Linked DNA regions of Homo sapiens: region 1 is linked to region 2. The links are chromatin loops, found by intact Hi-C in ENCODE. Cell type or tissue: PC-9. All regions are shown on one strand. Links, peaks and the distances in the headings refer to the core of each region. The heading gives the core; the rest is flanking DNA.

The links. A loop is a pair of places that touch in the nucleus more often than their neighbours do. Peaks named below come from ENCODE experiments on the same cell type or tissue, not always from the same donor. Only the 100,000 strongest peaks of a DNase experiment are listed, where the experiment ranks them.
Region 1: it touches region 2 in a loop (5-fold over the local background); 1 of 110 quality-filtered maps calls a loop at or near these places.

The regions. Positions count from the first base shown.
Region 1 is chr10:93,333,986-93,336,905 of GRCh38, forward strand. MYOF (myoferlin) reads right to left here. Exons shown (of 54, transcript NM_013451.4): 41 at 1,936-2,061. Among named protein-coding and RNA genes, the nearest start is that of MYOF, 150 kb to the right of the region's middle. RefSeq lists an enhancer at 1-1,126. In PC-9, for the core only: no CTCF peak of the experiment used is centred there; a DNase peak (open chromatin) is centred at 1,146; H3K27ac peaks cover 2,330 bases.
Region 2 is chr10:92,890,956-92,893,875 of GRCh38, forward strand. It overlaps EXOC6 (exocyst complex component 6), which reads left to right. Exons shown (of 22, transcript NM_019053.6): 2 at 2,394-2,565. Among named protein-coding and RNA genes, the nearest start is that of EXOC6, 44 kb to the left of the region's middle. RefSeq lists an enhancer at 1,437-1,936. In PC-9, for the core only: no CTCF peak of the experiment used is centred there; DNase peaks (open chromatin) are centred at 1,126 and 1,566; H3K27ac peaks cover 1,742 bases.

The DNA of each region.
Region 1 (2,920 bases), core at 164-2,663, 440 kb after region 2:
CTCCGCCAGGGGTGTGGGATTGAAGGATGGAAGGCTGCCTTTTGTGAAAGAAATAATGTATATTGCACTTTGCATATTTCCAGTAGGGAAAGTGAAATGATTCTCAAGTAATTATTTGAGAGCTCACAGGGGAGAAGAGAGGGCAGAGCAGAAACTGGGAGTCAAGAGGAGAACATGGGCCAGTGTGATGGAGGAGGTGGTGGTGAGAAAGAGTGAAATACTGCACATTCTTTGAAGATAGGAATAACAATAATTACATTTTAAACCCAACGAAATACCAACAGTGATTCCGCTTTTCCTGTAGCACCTCTGTACTCCACCTCCCACTCCCAGGCAAACTCCTGTTTATCTTTCAAATCTCAGCTGAAAGGTGTCACTTCCTCCAGGAAACCTCCCTGACTGCTCCTGGGCTTGGTATGTCCTCTGGGTGCTCTCATCCAACCCCATACTCACCCCTGGCACAGCACTGGCCTCTGCATTGAGATAATCTATTTATTCTCTAGATCCTTCATTAGACTGTGGGCTTCTAGAGACGGGTGAGGGGAGCATAAAGTCTTGTTCATCACCCTATCTCCAGGGCCTAACACAGGACTAGGCATATAGTAACGCCACAAAAATTGTATTTTGAAGGAGCGAGCCAACAAGACCTGCTGGAGAGGCCACATATTTTGCCTTAAAACCAGGAGAAAGCACTGAAGCCGGATTCAGAACATACAGGTCTTAGTTCCAGTGGTCTTTATTCAGTCAAGCAGCATGGAATAAGCACCTACTATGTGCCAGGTACTAGGGACCCACAAAAGAACTCAAAGACTCCCGTCTGGCACAGCGATGTTCAGTAGGGTTGGCTCTTGTGCCATATGTGATTGCTTGGTGGGAGGCTGTACTGAGAAGGATTTGAGACCACACATCAGGCATCATCCTCTCGTCCCTTAGCAATGTCTGCTACAGGCAAAGGATTATAAAGCAGCAGCAGCACATCTGCCATGACTTTGCCAAGCGTGGTTGCAGGGAGGGGCAATTATAAAGCAGATACTTTCCATGTGTAAGATGCTTTCATGGAGGCATGAACCCAGACCTGTGGGAGCCCAGAGCAGGAGTGAGTCACGCTGCCCGAAGCAATCAGGGAACACTTGACAAAGAGAGTGACATTTGAGCTGGCGCTTAAAAGAATGAGTAGGACTTCGTCAGACCACAAAGCAGGTAGAAAGGGCACCCAGGGAAGGAAGAAGAGCCTGTCCCAAGCCTCCGACTTATTGAGAGGACAAGGTGTGTCCGGGGCTTGGGCGAGGCTCTCCCAGGCAGGAGGGTGGAGTGTGTGAGGGGGAGGGAGGCAGGGGACCATGTAGCTTGGGAAAGACTGGCTCTGCCTTTGAAAGGAGTTGCGACTTGACTGTGAAAACCCAAGCAAAGCCTTTCAGTAGTCCAGAGAGAAGATCAGATTTGGTTGCATGGAGGCTGGAGAGGAGTGTGACGAGAAAGGTGACAAGGACTGTCAAGTGAGAAGTTGTCACGATGATCCTGCTGAAAGCATGGTAGGGGCAGTAGGATGAAGAGAGGAACTAGATCTTGGAGAGACTGTATCTTAGGATTCAAGGCTGCTTGGCGTGAGCAGGGAGGCAGGAAGAGATGCGGAGATGGCTCAGTCAAGGCTGCTTGGCGTGAGCAGGGAGGCAGGAAGAGATGCGGAGATGGCTCGAGTGCTCTGGCCCCCCTCCCCCTTTTCCTTTCTGGCACCTTCCAGCATCCCTCAGAGGCTGCAGGATGTGCCCCTACCTAGACCCTGGTTGTCCTTTATCCTAGGCCTATATAGAAAATGCCAGCATCCCTCAGAGGCTGCAGGATGTGCCCCTCCCTAGAGCCTGGTTGTCCTTTATTCTAGGCCTATATAGAAAATGAAGGTGGATTTTAAACGGGACCAACACACATCTTACTCACCTTAAACTCTCCAACCACAGAAGGATCTTCATTTTCATCCGACTTGCCTCGGTACAACTTGAACGTATCTGAGAAGTCTGTCAGGCCCTCAAATTCTGCTACATTTTCTAGTTCACAATTATATATCTGAAAACCACCAACAGAGTCTTAATTTCTCATTAAAATGCAGGTAAGGTCTAAAATCAAAAGGGCTGACAGTATCAAGTGGGCCTGAGGTTGTGGATGGGGCGACCGGAACTCCCAAATCGCTGGCGGGAGTGTAGACAGATACAACCACTTTGGAAAATGTCTGGTAGTTTCTTTTGGAGTTAAGTAGCCACCTATTCTATGATCTAGAGATTGCATTCCTAGGCATTTACTGATGACAAGTGAAAACACGTACACATGGTAGAAGAATGTTCACAGCAGCTTCATTATCAGGAGAATGGAAAAATAACTTGTGGCATATCCACACAATGGAATACTACTCAGCAATGACAAGGGAAAAACTATGAATACACACAACCACATGATGAGTCTCAAAACTACAACGTGGGGATAAAAGGCCAGACACACAAAACATAAATCATACAAGTCCATTTAGAGCAAGTGTAAAATCAGGCAAAATCAGTTTGTGGTGAGAGAAATCCAATCAGTTGCTCCTAGGAGGGATGAGGATAGTGGAAAATTGACTGGAAAGGGACACGGGGAAGTTTTCTGTGGGAATGGGAATGTTCTGTCTTGTTTTGGGTGGTGGTTCACATAGGGTATATACAATAATCACAACTTGTTGAATGGATCACTTTATCGTATGTAAAATATTTCTCAATTTAAAAAGCAAGAAGGGAAGAGGATGAAGGAGGAGAAGGAAGGAAGAAGGCAGGAGAAAAGGAAGAAGGAAGGGAGGCAGGTAGGAGGGAGGAAGAAGGGAGGGAAGGCAGGAAGAAAAGAAGGAAGGAAGAAGGAAAGAAAGGAAGGAAAGAGAAGAAAGGAAGGAAAGAGAAGA
Region 2 (2,920 bases), core at 292-2,791:
GAACAGACTGAAAGGGAACAAGGATGGAATCAGGGAGACCAGTTAGGAAGCAGTTGACAAATCTACGCAAGACATGTTGTTGGCTTAGTCCAGGGTGATACCAATGGGGAGGTAGTTTGCTGGAGAAGGAGAATAGTCAAGGGTGAGTCCAAGGTTTTTTGCCTGAGCAACTAGAAAAGTGGGGTTTACTGAGATGAGGAAGACTATGGGAAGGGCAGGTTTTGTGAAAGGAGATCAGGAATTCATTTTCGGACATATTTGAGGTGCTTATCAGACATCTAATTGGAGAGATATATGAGTTTGAGGAGAGGTCAGGGCAGAGATAAAAATTTAGCAGGTGTCAGTGTGCTTATGGAATTTAAAGCTACAAGTCAAGATGACATGGAGATAGAAAAGAGAATATGTCCAAGATCAGAGCCTAGTTCTAACTCAGCTCTTACAGAACCTACATTTTTTAAAAAATTAAAAAAATTAAAATTTATATTTGACGTACATTAGAATGTAGGCATAGATGCCAAGAACCTAAATTCTTTTTTTTCTTTTTTAGACGGAGTTTCACTCTGTCACCCAGGCTGGGGTGCAGTAGTATGATCTTTGCTCACTGCAACCTCTGCCTCCCGGGTTCAAGCGATTCTCCTGCCTCAGCCTCCTGAGTAGCTGAGATTACAGGCACCTGCCACGACACCCAGCTAATTTTTGTATTTTTAGTAGAGACAGTGTTTCACCATGTTGGCCAGGCTAGTCTCAAACTCCTGACCTCAAGTGATCTGTCCGCATCGGCTCCCAAAATGCTGGGATTACAGGTGTGAGCCACTGCACCTGGCTGCCAAGAGTCTAAATTCTTAATAATTGGTATCCTATATTGTTACCTCTTGTATTAGAGAGTGTATTCATTAAAAACCTAAGACAGAGGCTACCCTCAAGAAGTTTATGGTCTATTTGGGGAAACAAAATATATTTTAAATACAAAACATGTAAATTACAATACAAAGTAATATATGATTACGTGTCAGAATAACTGTAAGGGGTTGTAAGTTTACCTGTCCTGCAGATGAAAAGATTACTTGGCATGGGAATGATTGGCAAAGGCCTGCTGGAAGAAATGGGACTTGAAATGAACCTCAAACAATGGGCAACGGATGTGGGGTGAGGTTTGGAAAGTTCCCAAGACCACTCTCAGGTTCAAAAATTTGCTAGAGGGACTTGCAAAATTCAGCAAAGTTGTTACACTCATAGTTACTGTTTGTTACAGCAAAAACAACAACAACAAAAACTTTCAAAAAACTACACAGATTAAAATCAACAGCAGAAAAGGCACATAGGACAGGGACTAGGAGAGTTCCACGAGTGAGCTTTCAGTTGTCCTTTCTCAGTGGAATTGTGGACAGCACTTACTGCTCCCAGCAGTGATGTGTGGTAACACGCATGGAGTATTGTCAATCAGGGAAGCTCATCCAAGCTTTGATATCCAGGAATTTTATTGGAGTTTGGTCATATAGCCATGACTGACTACCCATGTAGACTTGGCTGACTGCCCACATTGCTGACCTCCTGCCCCTCCACAGCTAAAACTGTGTGGCCTCAGGCCTCACCGTGAGTCACACTGTTAGCATCTGCTATTTGGCAGTCAAAGCCTTCCAGGTAAACAAAGAAGACACTTACCAGGCAGGGTATGCCAAAGGCTTTCCTCCCAGGAATCAGTGGCAAGGGTAGTCCTTTACTGCATGGTGAATAGAGGGGTACGCTCTCTGTGGAGACAGCATGAGCTGAGAGACAGTAGGAATGAATATGCCATGTTTAGGAAACATTGTGGTGACTGCAATATGGGCTTGTACCTGAGAATATGAACCCTGGAGCCGGACTATCAGGAGTCATATCCCAGCTATCACTTGTGCTGGTTGTGGAATTTATGGCAGTTCAGTAATCTGTAACTCTTCTGTAAAACAAGGGTAATAACAATACCTACTTTGTAGCCTTGTTGTGGGGATTAAAGAGTTAATATATAAAGCATTTAGAACATGAGCGTTTACTTTACATAGTAAATGCTGTAAAAATCATGAGTTTGTTCATTCATTCTTTAACCATTCATTCACTCAGTAATTCTTTGTTTTTGAATGTTAGTATGTTAAAGACTTGTATTAGGCCCACATCTCCTGAGCCTCATACCTTTATTTCCAGATACCTCATGCTATATCTAGAGCTTGTGTGGTTCTTTTAATATTATCATGTTCAAGAAGAAATAAAATACTTTCACGCAAATTATTTCTGCTAAAGGTAATATTATCACCAGTTTATTTGTTCAGAGATTTAATTTTAAGATATCACCTCTTGCAAAGATCAGGCTTACTAAATAATACATTTTGGTTAATTTTAGCTTTCTTATATACATTCAGGTCTGTGTATGATGACCAACCAAATGCGCACAAGAAGTTTATGGAAAAGTTAGATGCTTGTATCCGTAATCATGACAAGGAAATTGAAAAGATGTGTAATTTTCATCATCAGGGTTTTGTAGATGCTATTACAGAACTCCTTAAAGTAAGGACTGATGCAGAAAAACTGAAGGTAAGAAATATGTTAAAATTATTTGCCTTTGTTCTCATTAAATTACTCAAGTCTTAGTTGATAGTACATATGTACAAGTCATTATTAAGTATGTTACTTTCAAGAAGTGAATTAGTATATGTATTAGGGAATGCTCTTTATGCTCTATTAACACAGTTGTCATGCTAATGACAGGAGTATTCTCTTTTTCTGAAGCAAGTAATGCACTGACTTAACAGGATTTCTTTCCATGCAGGGAAGTGAACTCAAAACATGCATACAATGAAAGGCCCTATTTGCAGTTTTTGAATTTCTAAAATGACAGTTAGTACAATATTTATAAAATGTTATCCTCTAAAATTCCTTTAAAAGCTTA